Linked DNA regions of Homo sapiens: region 2 is linked to region 1. A link is a contact called in ENCODE Hi-C or POLR2A ChIA-PET data. All regions are on one chromosome and are shown on one strand. The core of a region is the stretch at or near the end of the contact, and the rest is flanking DNA. Distances in the headings are between cores, read along the strand shown.

What was found. Hi-C counts contacts between places; a loop is a spot of excess contacts on that map. ChIA-PET counts read pairs that join two places held with the same protein, here RNA polymerase II (POLR2A). Pooled maps may share reads with other maps.
Region 2: a map of IMR-90 shows a loop between it and region 1 (3-fold over the local background). The contact joins two enhancer-like sites. A Hi-C loop is called at or near these places in 2 of 168 maps with a recorded cell type or tissue (IMR-90 and PC-9) and 1 of 50 pooled maps. POLR2A ChIA-PET finds 5 or more read pairs at or near these places in 1 of 52 experiments (OCI-LY7).

The regions. Positions count from the first base shown.
Region 1 is chr3:24,043,983-24,051,398 of GRCh38, reverse strand. No RefSeq gene overlaps it. Among named protein-coding and RNA genes, the nearest start is that of LINC00691, 56 kb to the left of the region's middle. Within about 2 kb of position 3,303, at least 6 of the 41 ENCODE cell types and tissues checked have a DNase peak (open chromatin) inside an H3K27ac peak, as active enhancers do; they include PC-9, where a contact is called at or near this core.
Region 2 is chr3:24,216,344-24,223,759 of GRCh38, reverse strand. The region is part of intron 4 of THRB (thyroid hormone receptor beta); the gene reads left to right. Among named protein-coding and RNA genes, the nearest start is that of THRB-AS2, 69 kb to the right of the region's middle. Within about 2 kb of position 2,784, at least 8 of the 41 ENCODE cell types and tissues checked have a DNase peak (open chromatin) inside an H3K27ac peak, as active enhancers do; they include PC-9, where a contact is called at or near this core.

The DNA.
Region 1 (7,416 bases), core at 2,054-4,553:
ATATACTCTAACGTTACCCTGTGGATAATTTTAAATAACTGTTGTTGGGGGAAAAAACTTTTTTATGAAACATTCTTATCAAAGAAAGCAGAAACACAAAATATCAAACATAATTAGAGAATTATGTTTCTTCCTTAGAGGTAAGTGACTTAATCAGGAATCTTAACTATTCAAAACAAAGACAGAACCACAGAAGGTAGACCCTCAACCCCTCTGCAAAATCAAAAATTTAATCCCAAACTCCATGTTTTAACCCACAGCCCTTTATGAGAAAATTCTTTAAATTTCTACTTTGAATGAATTTAGTCTTAATTTAGACCAGGGATCAGCAAACAAGGGCCTGTAGACAAACCCAGCCTGCAACCTGCTTTTGTAAATAAGGTTTTATTGAAACACAGTTGCTCATTTGTTTCCATATTGTCTGTGATTGCTGTTCCACTACAACAGCAAAGTTGGGTAGTCAAGAGAGAAACTGCATGGCCTGCAGAGCCTTAAAGATTTACTATTTGGCCTTTACATAAAAAGTTTAAATTAAAAATTTAGTCTAAATTTTAAGAAAATAAGAAATCATATTTTTCACACAGTAGATTGGAAGCAAAAACAGGTGGTAGGGGAAAGAGATCCTTAAACTGGGCATGCTGACCTTAATAGGCAGTGGCCACTGTTGGTCTGATATTGAGGAAGAAGACTTAAAAGCTTGAAAAGGAGTCCCTGTGATTGAACTGTCAAATAAGTGGGCTTTGGAAACCCCCTTGCCTCAATGGCAAACAACTCTGAAGGGCCAAGCCTGCTCCAGAGCTCCCAAAGGACTGACTGAAGCCCTGGTTACAACCATGTTTGTATCAGCTTCTCCCTCTGCTCAATCCTGTCATCCTCACTTCCTTTCAGGTGTATCTCCCAAAAGCAATCATTCTGCAAGCAACTACCCACTTCAGTGTCTGTTTCCAAGGAACCCAGTCAAAGACAGTGTATAAAGAACATGGCAATTGGCATTTGCCTCAGTCTTTAAGCCTTCAAACAACTCGATAAACACTTGTGGATCACCTCCTAGACTCACGGCACTACACCAGGCACTATAGGAAATTACAAAATGGGCAAGATGCAATCCCTGTCCTCAAGAATCTGGCAAATTACATATTGTCTATGGCTGCTGTTGTTCTACTTAAGGTGATTAAAACTACCTAAGGATAGGATATACTGCTGAAGGTATTATAAGATGAGGTTCATTGTCACCGCCACTGTAGATGGCTTGGGAGAGGGAACTAGGGATGAGGTTCCATCAGCTGCCCAACATCCAGTTGAGGGAAACGGACAGATATAATGGAAACAGTGTTTGGCCAGGAGCTTCGAAGATGGAGTAGGAGTTTAAGATGGATGAAAACAACAACATAGGAAGAAACATAAGGAAGAGACTAGATGCAGGAGCAGAAAGTGAAGGTTGTATTTTGGAGATTCAGCCACAGCCCAGTTTGTCTGAAGCTTGGAATGGGGCAGGGGAAGACTCTTTTTGAAAGATATGTTTAAACCAGCTCATGGAAGTTCTTGAACACTAAGCCAAAGAGTTTATTTAAAACAACAGGAAATAATAATGATTTTGAGCAGAAGCAGGGTGACCACTGATTTTGCCCTCCAAACTAGCAATGTTGAGGGTCAAAGATGGCATTATCAATTACCATCTAGGACAGCAGATGTAAACCAAGACTATTCCATGCAAATGAGGATGGTCACCTGAGCAGGAGGACAATGTGATTAGAGCTGTTCTTTAATATAATTAATGCAGTAGTGTATCAGTTAGCCATTGCTATATAACAAACTGCTCCAAAAGACAGTGACTTAAAACAAGAATATCACGAGGTCAGGAGATCGAGACCATCCTGGCTAACACGGTGAAACCCCGTCTCTACTAAAAATACAAAAAAATTAGCCGGGCGTGATGGCGGGCGCCTGTAGTCCCAGCTACTCGGGAGGCTGAGGCAGGAGAATGGCGTGAACCCGGGAGGCGGAGCTTGCAGTGAGCCGAGATTGCGCCACTGCACTCCAGCCTGGGCCACAGAGCGAGACTCCGTCTCAAAAAAAAAAAAAAAAAAAAAAAAAACAAGAATAATTTATTAACTCTAAATTCAGTGAGTTGGCAATTTGGACAACACTCAGTTGGGCAATTCTACTGCTCTTGCCTAGGCTTATACAGCTGCATTTGATTGCAGATGCTGACTAGTCTAGATAGGCTTAGCTGGCATATACAGCAGTTGGTGCTGGCAGTCAGATGGTGGTGAATGTCCAATGAACTATGTGCCTCCAATAGATCAGCCAGGTTTTTCCCATGGTACCAGGAGTCCCAGCAGTGAAAGAAGGCAAGCTCCTATGTGGAAATCCATCTCAAGCCTCTGCCTGTGGCACATTTGCTATTGTCTCATTGGCCATAGCAAATTAAATAGCCAAGAACAGAATCAGTGTGGGAGAGAACTACAAAGCCTTAGGGACAGGGAGTGGAATTTCACTGGCGATTTTGCAAACATTCCACCACAGATAGTAGTGTCTGCATTGGATTGAAGGAATAAGACTAAACATGGAGAAAACAATTCAAAAATAATTATGATAGGGATCATATTTCCAACATTATTTTGTGATGTTCAAGGGATTCTACTTTTATTACTACATGCAACTCTTACACATTCCTATGAAAAAATTATTATCCTCATTTTGCAGACAAAACTGAAGCTTAGAGAAATTCAATAACTTTAGCCAAGATTGCAAAGCTAATAAGTGGTTTAGGCCAGGTGCGGTGGCTCACACCTGTAATCCCAACAGTTTGGGAGGCTGAGGTGGGTGGATCACCTGAGGTCAGGAGTTTGAGACCAGCCTGACCACCATGGAGAAATCCCATCTCTACTAAAAATACAAAATTAGCCAAGTATGGTGGCACATGCCTGTAATCTCAGCTACTTGGGAGGCTGAGGCAGGAGAATCACTTGAACCTGGGAGGCAGAGGTTGCAGTTAGCTGAGATTGCGCCGTTGCACTCCAGCCTGGGCAACAAGGGCAAAACTCCGTCTCTCTCTCTCTCTATCTCCCTCACACACACACACACACACACACACACACACACACACACGTGGTGTAGCTGGATTCAAACCCAGCCAAACTGGATCCAGAGCACAAACACTTACTCACCTAGTCATACCATCACCTTGCCACTAAGCCAATGTACAAGGGATAATGAAAGTCTGAAGCAGAGTGCTGGCAGTGAGAGAGAAAAGGAGGGTTTGAAACATAAAAATCAGTAGAATTTATTAACTAACTGGATGTAGGAGTTAAGAAAGAAGGATGACTCAAAGATGAGTCAGAGTTCAAACCAGCATGGCAGAGGAAGGCATGTGAAACCAGATGTTAAATTAGAAGTTTTGATTGAGGCCCCAAGATATGAGAGAAACTAGATACCAACAGAGATGTGTGAGACAGACCAGCTAAATACAAACACAAATTAATTTAGCTGATAGGAAATGCAAATTTTCAAGTGAAATGCTGGAGAATCAGTTATACACCTCTTGGGGATCCTCATTCAGTTCAAGGACATAAAAGACTCAAGAGAGTTGAAATCTGAGAAAAATTTGTGAGAATGTATTTCGAAGAAGCCTTGCTGTGAGTAGTAGCCAGCCATCTAAGGGAAGGTATAAGAGAAACTTTCCCTTCAGCCTAACCCAGTAACAGGGCCTTTGTAGGCACTGCTCAGACACTTTGACATGGTTCAGAGTCTGCCTGAGAAAACTAGAGCATTCTTTGGCTACAGACTAAAGAGCCATAGCTGGGTAGTAATTAAACTTTCCTCATATCAAAGACATGGGATCCTGGGGATCAGATGTGGAACCTGCAGCAGGAACATGAGCCTGGGGCTATTATAAAAGGGATTTTGCCCTAGAGAATGGCCTTCCAGGCCAGGGGAGCCCAGCAATAATAGCCTGGAGAATGTATTAATACCTTGGTGTCAGAATATCCTTGGGTATCAGCAGCTGCCATTGATGGAGAGGCATCATTCACCTCCTAGGGGTCATAGAGGTGCCAGAATGGGATTTGCAAAGAGCCCACAGCAGTGCCCACAAAAAAAAGAGCCAAATGTAAACATCCGCCCAGCCCAGAAAGCATGAAGCCATCTCATGGTAATGTCTATTAAGTGAAAATGTACCTTTCCTTACGTATTTCTAGTCTCTTCAGTGTTGGTGGATTCAGGAGCTGCAGCTGGGGAGTCTAGGAGGCGGTGAGAGAAAAGTAGAAGCTGATCATACCCTTACCCCCAAAGGAATGCTCCCCTGGCCCCTACAGCTAGCCCTCGTCGGACAAAGAAGTGCTTAATGAAAACTGATATGTTAAGGTCTTAGACTGGACATTCTAATTTCTGTAACAAGACTGTGTCTTGTGACAAGCTTTCTATTATCTGAGAATGAGTAGAGGAGTTATCAGCCTCCTCTACCCCCTGGCAGAAGATGGACCACTTACTTGTTCAGAAGTTAAAAGAAACAATAAGTTATAAAAATAACTCTTGGTTTACACCCTGAAAGTGATGCCCATTAAACACCTCCATTAACAGAAATTGGGAAGTAAAGAGAAGTAGCTGATTTGAGGAATAAAAATAGAAAGATGGCAGAAATGAATTTGCATCTTGGCAGAGAGGTTGAAACCAGTGACAGAAATATAAGGGTCATCTGCTTAGAAGTAGTAGCTGATGCCGGGGAGTAATAGGTATTGGAGGGAGAAGGTAGACAAAGGAGGGTCAGGACAAAGTTTTGATTGATGGTTACAGAAATTAGAAAAGGTTTGGAAAATTCACTGAGAATAAATCAATATGGCATCAAGTGCTTATGAAAGACCACTAGACACCAGTAAATTCTCCCTAAGCATCAAAAGCAAGCCTGTGTGGTGTAACCACTCTCTAGTCTCATGCCTTTCTCCAGCAAAGTCACAAGTGAGATAGCCAGGCCTGGGCACTGTGTCATCAATGAATGGCTGACTTGGCACAGTGGCAGGAAAGGTAATGAGCTAGTACACAGGAAAGGGCCAAAAGTCAAGAAGTTACAATGTGAATGCAAAGAATAGCCAGCAGAAGTGAGGACATGACAGAAGGGGAAAATAGGCCATGGTTAAGAGGACAATTCCAAGTTTTAGATCCTGGGAGTGGTTCCATTTCAAGTGATGATGAGATTGATGCCATGGAGGGCATAGGGACAGGAGACATAGAGCTGGGGCTTCAGGTGTTAAGAAGAGCCACCAGGAGGAACATCAAAATCACCAAAGATTATGGCAGGAGATTAGGCAAGGAGAAAGATCATAAATTTTGATCTAAAGTCAGCCAACTTGGCTGGGCTCACACACCTGTAATTTCAACAGTTAGGGAGGCTGAGGCAAAAGGGCAGAAGAGTTCAAGGCTGTAGTGAGCTATGATTGCACCACTGCACTCCAGATGGGTGACAGAGTGGGACCCTGTCTCTAAAAATAAATAATAAAAAATAAAGTCTACCAATTTGTCTGATGCTGCTTAAGAAGCAGAAAATTAAGGGTCATATTTTTTAAAGATTTCCATTTTTAAAAAAATGTATACAACTTTTAAATTGGAAGCATTAAAAGGATTAAGCTTCTCCAGTGGTAGAGTGTTCATGGCAAAAAATACAAATTTAAAGGATAAAATAAAACAATTAAGTGTCCATTATCTGTAGAATAAATGTAGAATCCTTTAGTCCCCAGGTGATATTGGAAGATATGAGCATTATTGGAATTTTTTAAGATTATCTGAATCGACAGATAATCTGAGATGATCTGTAGAAAAACAGAAACTCGAAGTATCTTTAATCACGGCAAATTAAAACCATTGAAAGAATGCACAACCCTCAGCCTTTATTGGCTTTACATTTCAGATGATCTTTCAGTGATTTACCATTGTTATCTCAGAGGCTTAATTTTTATGGAGTTTCTACTATATGCCAGGCATTGCCAATATAAAGATAAATAAATCTTAAGAAGAAAGAGTTTAGCGGGCTGCAGTTGCCAGACTTAGCAAATAAAAATACAGGATACCTTGCTAAATCTGAACTCAGATAAACAATGAAAACATTTTAATGTAACTATGTCCCAAGTATTACGTGGAACATTTATTCTAAAAAAAAAAACGATTTGTTGTTTGTCTGAAATTCAAATTTAACTGGGCATCCTATATTTTATCTGGAAATTCTAATTTAGTCCTTTTTTGTCTGCAATAAAAGGGCTTTAGCCAGAAGACATTTTGAAAGCAAGTAGTAAAAGAAACAATTATAATCTATGTTTTGCCAACTCTTTGTATTGCTCTCAGTTACACAGGACAGAATCTAGTCACTCTAAACAGCCCTTGATCAGGTAACCTCCCTAGTCATATGTCCTGATGGCACACTGTACTTTTTCACAGGGATACTGTCGTATTCGTCTAGGGTAAAAGCTAATCTGTCATAATAACAACAGTGGGGTGGGGCCAAGGTTGGCAAGGCCACACCCAACATAGCCTTGTCACATCTCTATGTCAGTTGTCTGCTTAAATTGTTACCATTTACCTGCCAGTGAGAAAGGAGAAGAAAAAACATAGAGGGGAGCCAGTTTTCATTGTAAGGCTGGGACCTGGATGTGGTGCCCATCACTTCTATGAGCCTGAGCTGATTGGCGTGGCCACTCCTAGCTGTAAGGGAGGCTGGGAACTACACTGCCCTCTCCAACTGCCTGCCCTGCTCCTGCTCCAGGATGCCCCGTGTTACTGAAAAGAAGAGGGTAAACGGGGATGGGGGCAATTAGAAGTCTCTGCCACTGCTTATCATAATGGTAACTAGATCCTTAGTGTGTAATTATTAATGACTCCCCTCCCCATCTAGACTGTAAGCTCCCAGAGGGCAGGGGTATCCAGCTAGTCCACCACTCTATCTCCAGGACCTATGACCCTTTCTAGAAACATTTCATAAATGTCCGTGGAGAGAAGAGAGGAAGGGGTAAAGCAAGAAAAAGGGAATGTCTTCCCCCTCTTTGCCCTCAACTCTTTGTGCTTAAACTAGAGCTCTATGAGGCCCTCCCCTGGCTTCTGCCCACTGCTCTCATCTGAGGATTCAGCTCTGCTCTACTCTCCTCCCTCCCTGTCTCTGGGTCCTGGAGGACGGCTTCTGCTCTCAGCTACATAGGCCCAAAAACACTCTGTGTGTCTCCATCTGTCCACATGGGCACTTGGCTCACACTCGCCTGGCCAACGAACAGTATATACCTTTGCTATAGGACTCTCCTCCAACCATCTGTTTCTCATTTGTTCAGCCTCAGCATTGTGACCCCCTCAGTAACACACGAGATTCTAATTCTAATTTTGCCACAACCTCCAATGAACGAATGTTCCTCATTTTGAAGGGACTGACAAGAGGCTCCA
Region 2 (7,416 bases), core at 1,535-4,034, 170 kb before region 1:
GTATATATATTTTTCTCAATTTAGTACATATCTCTTCTTTTTGTTTATGGCAATATTTAACCTTAATTTTTCTTCCTTTGAAATAATTTTATACTTACAGGAAAGTTGTAAAATTAATACAAAGAATTTCAAGCCATCCTTTACCCTAAGTCTTAAAATGTTAATTTTATCACATTTGCTTTAATCTTCTTTCTCTCTCTTTCCATCTCTATCTAATTTTTATTTCAAACCATTTACAAATAAATTGTAAATATGGTTCCATAGCATTTTTGGTCATACAAAAGCTTTTAATTTATATAGAATGAGTTCTATTGAGGTGTCATTTATGATTTATTTCTTTGTTGTCAAGCTTAGTAATATCTTCTGATGAGTACTGAGGGACAGACCTCAATGGGCTCTTTGGAATGTGTTAGCACTTTTATTTCAACATGTAGTTCTTTTTAATTAGACGCAGGAATGACTTGCTTAAGGTTGAGGATTTTTCTCTCTCATACTTACCTTTAACACTTGCATTGTTACCTTTGTGCACCAAACACTCACACAAAGTGGTGAGCCTCTGAGGCAAGGGAGGGGCAAACCTGATTGGTGGAGGTCCTTCTGTCCCTTCTCCCAAACTCAGGACAGTCAATCCCCAGGCCTTAGGACTGATTACAGGTGTAGATGAAGTAATAACAGAAGCCAAAGGAGAGCAACGATGCAGAATGCCAACACGACCCTCGGCTCCGCTTCCCACAGTGCCATAGAGCTGGGAGGCTTTAGATAGATGGACACGCTCCTGGCATAGCCATTCTGAAGGGAAATCTGGAGGTTTATTGCAATTTCTCCTGAATTCCTGTCTCCCCAGATGTGACCAAAAATAAAACTTGGCCTTGGATTCCATACAGCCATCTATACACATTACGAATGCTGCCATGAATAGTTTGGCAGAAAGAAAAATAGCCCAAATAGCTAGCTCTACTGTTGGCTAAGCTTTGATTTTATTTCTTCAGTATTTAACCACACAATGTGATGGGGGCCTTTTTGCTCCTCCCTCTGCATGCTGTCACTTCTAAAAGAAATAAAAATCTCACTGCAAGTAGGCTAGAAAGGAAGCATCTGTCTTCCCCCAAATTCCTTGAGGGCAGAAGGGAGGCTATTACACACATCACACAGAAAGTCTTTAAATTCATGCTCAGACATCTCTCCCACAGATCCATGCCTCACAGGAACTGCTGAAACCTCACATCCTCTTCTCCCTCTCTCCCCAGAGGCTAAAACCCTGATGAGTCGGCTGTACACACTGCCTCCCCTCCCCGCTGCAGTCAGGAATCTGGACCCTTCGCTCCCCTCCCTCTTCTCCCCACTACTACCTCCACCTTCAAGACTGTGAGCCTCTTCTCTCCACTTCCTCGATATGTATTTCCTTTTAAAACCCCACTCAGCAAAATAAACAGATCTTCCTTGGGACCTCACTTACCTTGGAAAGCAAAGGAAGGGAAAACCATAAATATTTGTCATCTTACTTTTTTTTCCTGTCACACACAAATTGGTAGAAGAGGATGAAAATCACTCCATGGCTTCCATCCAGACTAGGGAAGAGAGGAGACCAGCACCTCAGTTCACGAGTTTCTCTAGTTTCTGCCATAATAAGGGGCAAATCAAGAGACCACCAGGAAGAATTTCTGTGCAGCTAATACATCACCTTTTTCTTTAAAACAAGAGCAAATGCTCCTTTTTTCCTCATGAAACAAAGAACGGTAACTCTTCATGTGGTATGACTGGGTAAAAGATGCCCTATAGGCTACATGAAGAAGGACTGGTCCTCTTGTGCTCTGACTGTCTCTGTCCTCCTTTCATCCCTCCTGTTTAACTTCCTGAGCTTCTCTTGGAAGAGAAACTTACTACAGAAAAGTAGGGAGCTTTCTGAAAGAGACCAGATTAACAAAATCTCACCAAATCCAGACAGACTAGCGAAAACCTTCCCTCAAATCTCCCAGCAACTCTTAGACAATTACTTCTAGAACAACTTCAGTTTCCAAATTTGAGCAGCTAGGTAATCAGGAAGTTGAAATGTCAAAAGGACAAGACTTTATAGAGAGTAGAAGGTGGGAGCAGAAGAGTGAAAAAAAAATTCTTTCTCAGCAACCCCTGTATTCTTCCTAGAAGTCACCCTTTACAGAAGGCACCCTTTACAAAGCTGGCTTCTTCTCATACCCCAACCACAATCATCATCACACCAACCTCCACTATGATCATTGCCTCCCACATCATCATCCCCATTATCCCCACCATCACCACTCTGCTAAACTCATCTCAGTCTCCTGCAAGCCCTGCTGTAACCAAGAGCTGTCCAGCACATCTCTACCTAACTTTTTTCCTAACAGTCACAAATAACAGCTATAACTTAACAAGGTTCTGTTATGTGGGGATGTATCTTCCTCTCTAGTCTCCTAAATGCCACTAAAGTCCACAGCAGTTGCACATATATAGGTGCAAATCCCTTCAAAAGAAAACAATTTTCCCAACCAGAATTTGGTTTCTAATGACTATATGGTGTTATTTTGTTTGCAATGAGCCAAGAGTTATTTTTATACGGCACCACCACCTGCCACCATTGCCATCTGAAAAGTCCCAGGCGCTTGTTTTATCCATCTTTGCTTTTCTTTCAAGTCTTGGCTATGATGACATTCTCGCTCTGGAATCTGGCTGTGTTGTAAAAAGGAAACTAGTGTGGAATGCCAGTTCCCCAAGCCTGCAGAGTGCAGATGCTTTCTTGTCTTGGTTCTGTAACTGAACTGAGTCATTTTCTCTAAGCCATGGTTCACACATTAGCAGGCTGAAGCCAATGTGGTGAAGTGTCTTGCCCAGGGCCGCCACAGCAGACTGTTCAGTATTTGGACCATCAGTTCCCAAAGACTGGGAAACTGTGGGTTAAATGGCTTCAAATGGTGATTATGTTTCTTTCTTTTTTTTTTTTTCTTTTGTTTAACCTTGACTGAAGTTCTTTGTCTTTTTCATGCTGCATTTCCAAGGAAGATGTATTAAGCATTCTTTCTTCTCCTTTTTAGTAAGCTGAGACCAAATTAATAAAATCTCAGCAAATTTAGTCAGATTAGCAAAAACCTCCCTCAAAACTCCTAGAGATTCGGACAATTGCTTCTAGAACAACTTCAGTTTCCAAAATGACAGCCAGGTGACCAGAAATTTGATCCCTCTCTTTGAAAGAGGACCTAAGTTTGTCCTGCTCAAACTTGGCTGCATATTAGAATCCCTCTGGGAGCTTTCTTTTTGAGACAGGGTCTCACTCTGTGGCCCAGGCTGGAGTGCGGTGGAATGATCTCAGCTCACTGCAACCTCCACCTTCCAGGCTCGTGTGATTCCCCCATCTCAGCCTCCCGAGTAGCTGGGACTACAGGAACTCACCACCACACCTAGCTAATTTTTGTATTTTTTGTAGAGATGGGGTCTTGCCATGTTGCCCAGGCTGGTCTCAAACTCCTGGGATCAGCTGATCCATCCCCCTTAGCCTCCCAAAGTGCTGGGATTACAGGCATGAGCCACCACACCTGGCCACTCTAGGAGCTTTTTAAAGTCCTGATGTCCATGCCATCCTAGACCAGTTTAATAGTAATCTCCAGGTGGGGGCCCAAGACTCAGCATTCTTTTAAAACTGTCCAGGTAATTCTAAAGTACAACCCAGTGGGACACAGTGGTTCTCAACCCTGCTGCCTATTACACATCAGCTGGAGATCTGTTAAAAAATACCAGTGTCTGGGCCCCACCCCTAGAGATTCCAATTAATTGGTGTAAGGTGAAACCTCTGGTAGCTTTGTTTTTTTAACTCCTCAAGTGATTCCGCTACGCATCTGGTGTTAAGGAAAGAGCTGTTGTTCTCAAACTTGGTGGTGGGATCAGAATCACTGGGAAATTTAGCTTAAAAAGAAAAAAGTTCTATCCAACCATCTTACCTAATGACAAGTGCCTTGGCTTTTCTTGTGCCTAATTAGCTCTCCAGGTGATTCTGATGCACACAGAAGTTTGAGAATCACTGATGTAGAGGGTTTTGTTTTTTCCACAGAAAATGTTAGTTTGGCCATCTGAGTACCTACAAAAAAATCTAAAATATTACCCTTTAATCTAGGCCTAACCTGACCTAGGGTGGGCAAATTGAAATGTAATTAGTGATGCTCTACTCCTGAGGACTGTGTAGGTGTCTGTTGTTACTTTTGCCCACAAATGACAAACTCATGGTTCCTGAAACCATGCATTTGACCAGTGAACATCAGCATCTTCACTTACCCAAATGGCTCATCAGAACAGCAAACTCTCCAGCTCAAATGATCACAAAGTCCTTCAGGCCTGCACTCCAAGGCCAGCATTTTTCATTGAAGTAATGGAACAGTCATGAGGAAACTTGTTTCTCTGTCCCACAAATGATTTGATAGGCATCGAGTTTAAAATCCTATTTTTTTGTTTTTGTTTTTTGAGACAGGGTCTCACACTCTGTCACCCAGGCAGTGGTGTGATCACAGCTTACTGCCATGGAGACAGTGACCTCCTCCTCCCAAGGAGACCTCCCAGACTCAGTTAATCCTCCCATCTTAGCCTTGTGAGTAGCTGGAACCACTGGCACACACCACCACACTCAGCTAAATGTTTTTATTATTATTATTTTTTGCAGAGACAGGGTCTCACCATGTTGACCAGGCTGGTCTTAAACTCCTGGGCTCAAGCAATCCGCCCACCTCGGCTTCTCAAAGTGCTGGAATTACAGGCATGAGCCACCACGCCCGAGCTTAGAATGCTATTCTATGCTGCTTTAATGTATTGTCTTTAGATGTGTGGTACTTTTGGTTATGGGAAGAGGTATTTATATACTTATTATTTTTAATTTTTTTAAATAAATGAGAGGACTTCCATTTTGGGGTCTGAAGAGAATATAGCACTCTGGTGAGCAGTCCCCATAGGGTTATTGTTCTCAGCCTGATCTACATGTTTAACTCACTTGGGGAAATCTTAAAAATCCCAATGCTGAAAATGCTGAACTTTTCTCAAAGGATTGTGGTGAGGATGTAAGATTTATATAAATCACTTAACATAGAGTCTGGAGCACTGGGGCACAACATACAACAGCCATTATGAGGGAGTACCTGGCACATAGTAGATACTCACTAACTTAATTTACTGTGGAGAAAACAGCCAACAGAATTACGATCCTACAATGGAAAAAAAAAACAAATGTAAATGAGTGTTTGTACTTTTTTAAGAAGTTTGTTTTGCAGCTAACCTTAAATGTCTATAGCTTTGCTTAGCCCATTCCCATAATTCATGTCTTCTCACTAGTGTCACATACAAATTTAGCACCCTAGCTAGAATTTTCTAAAAGAATTTTCCGTACAGCTAAGGACTTTTCTTTTTAAAAAAAAAAAAAAAAAAAAGAGAGAGAGAGAGAGAGACAAAAAATTTATTTGTTATTCTTTATGGAAATTTTTTTTTGTTTTTTGTTTTTTTTTGAGACAGAGTCTTACTCTGTCGCCCAGGCTGGAGTGCAGTGGCGCAATCTCGGCTCACTGCAAGCTCCGTCTCCTGGGTTCAAGCCATTCTCCTGCCTCAACCTCCCGAGTAGCTGGGATTACAGGTGCCTGCCACCATGCCCAGCTAGTTTTTTTGTATTTTTTAGTAGAGACGAGGTTTCACGGTATTAGCCAGGATGGTCTCGATCTCCTGACCTCGTGATCCACCTGCCTCAGCCTCCCAAAGTGCTGGGACTACAGGCGTGAGCCACAGCACCCGGCCAGGAAAGATATTTTTAATGAAGCAGTAATCTAAACATAAGATTTGAAGCAAACAATTCGGGCAAAAGGAAGTAGATAGTTTTTCATACAATCTCTTCCTTTCTGCAATCCCTGATAAAATAAGCATCTTTAAACATTTGTTGCTATGATTATTATTGTTGCTTAATTTTTTAACAGGCATCAGTTCCTAGGCCAGACAAGGCAAGGGACCACACCACACAGTATTTTCCTGAATGCCTAGCGTCCTGCAGGATGGAGGACTTAGCATGATACAATCACATCATGTAGGAAGTCATAGCAGAAAATGGGAGGGGAAACATACCTTCCCACTACTGCCAATAAAATGTGTTTAAAAGCACTGGCTTCCCTTAATTCAATTTCATTTTACTTGCTTGGTGTCAAATTGTGATTTTCAACATTTTTTTTTTTTGCCAAGATCCTCTTATTTTCTCCCAACACACACGTCCCTTGAACCCCGTGCTTTCAAACATCTTACCTGCCAAGCCACTTTTATGAAGTAATAGCATTCATTGACTGGTTTTTAATCATCAAAGACATATTTGGTTACTAATCTGATGTTTTCAATGAGCAGGATGAAATGATCAATGTTCCCACGCTATACAGATGTATAGAAAAATTTCTATATCTTTTTCAAAAATCTGAAGGCATTTTTCATGGAAGTGTCACAGACTGCCTCATATTATTGTACAACTTCCCTTGGGCCTTTTCAAACTTTTTAAATGGCTCATAGTTTCCTCTGACGCTGCTTTTATAGACCTCAGGTTAGAAACATTTGAAAAAGAAAATTCTGAATATTCTTGTACCCCAATTTTCTCAACTCTAAGTAGGATTACATTCTTATATTAATTAAATATTATATTAATATCTTATAATTCTTATAATATTTATTATTTTAATATTATAAGAGTGTAATTCCTACTTAGGGTTGAGAAAACTGGGGTACAAGGACTATGGAACCATAAATGAAGCCATCAGAATACCAATTACTGCTGGCATTACCTTTCATCAAAAAAGTCTTTCAGTATTATTATAAAATCATTCTTCAAAGATTTCTATGTAAATGAATATAAAATAGCCCATCGAACTCAGCAATGCATAATGAAAATATTCATGAGAAGTTTAATCATTTAACACCATGCTCTAAATTAGATTAAGAAATTATTGGGATAAATCAGAACATTCGTAAATTCTTTAAGTTTCTCAACAGAAAATTCTAATACAATTTAACATTTTTGAGCATCTCAGATATTACATACTAAACATATAAACATGACTGAGCAAGAGTTCTTGCCTTTGAGAAGCTCATAGTCAAGAGATCACAGTTTCTAAACACAGCAATTCATATATTTTTTTTTTTGAGGCGGAGTCTCGCTCTGTCACCAAGGCTGGAGTACAGTGGCACAATCTCGGCTCACTGCAAGCTCCGCCTCCCAGGTTCAGGCCATTCTCCTGCCTCAGCCTCCCCAGTAGCTGGGACTACAGGTGCCCTCCACCACGCCCGGCTAATTTTTTGTATTTTTTTGAGTAGAGACAGGGTTTCACCATGTTAGCCAGGATGGTCTCGATCTCCTGACCTCGTGATCTGGCTGCCTTGGCCTCCCAAAGTGCTGGGATTACTGGC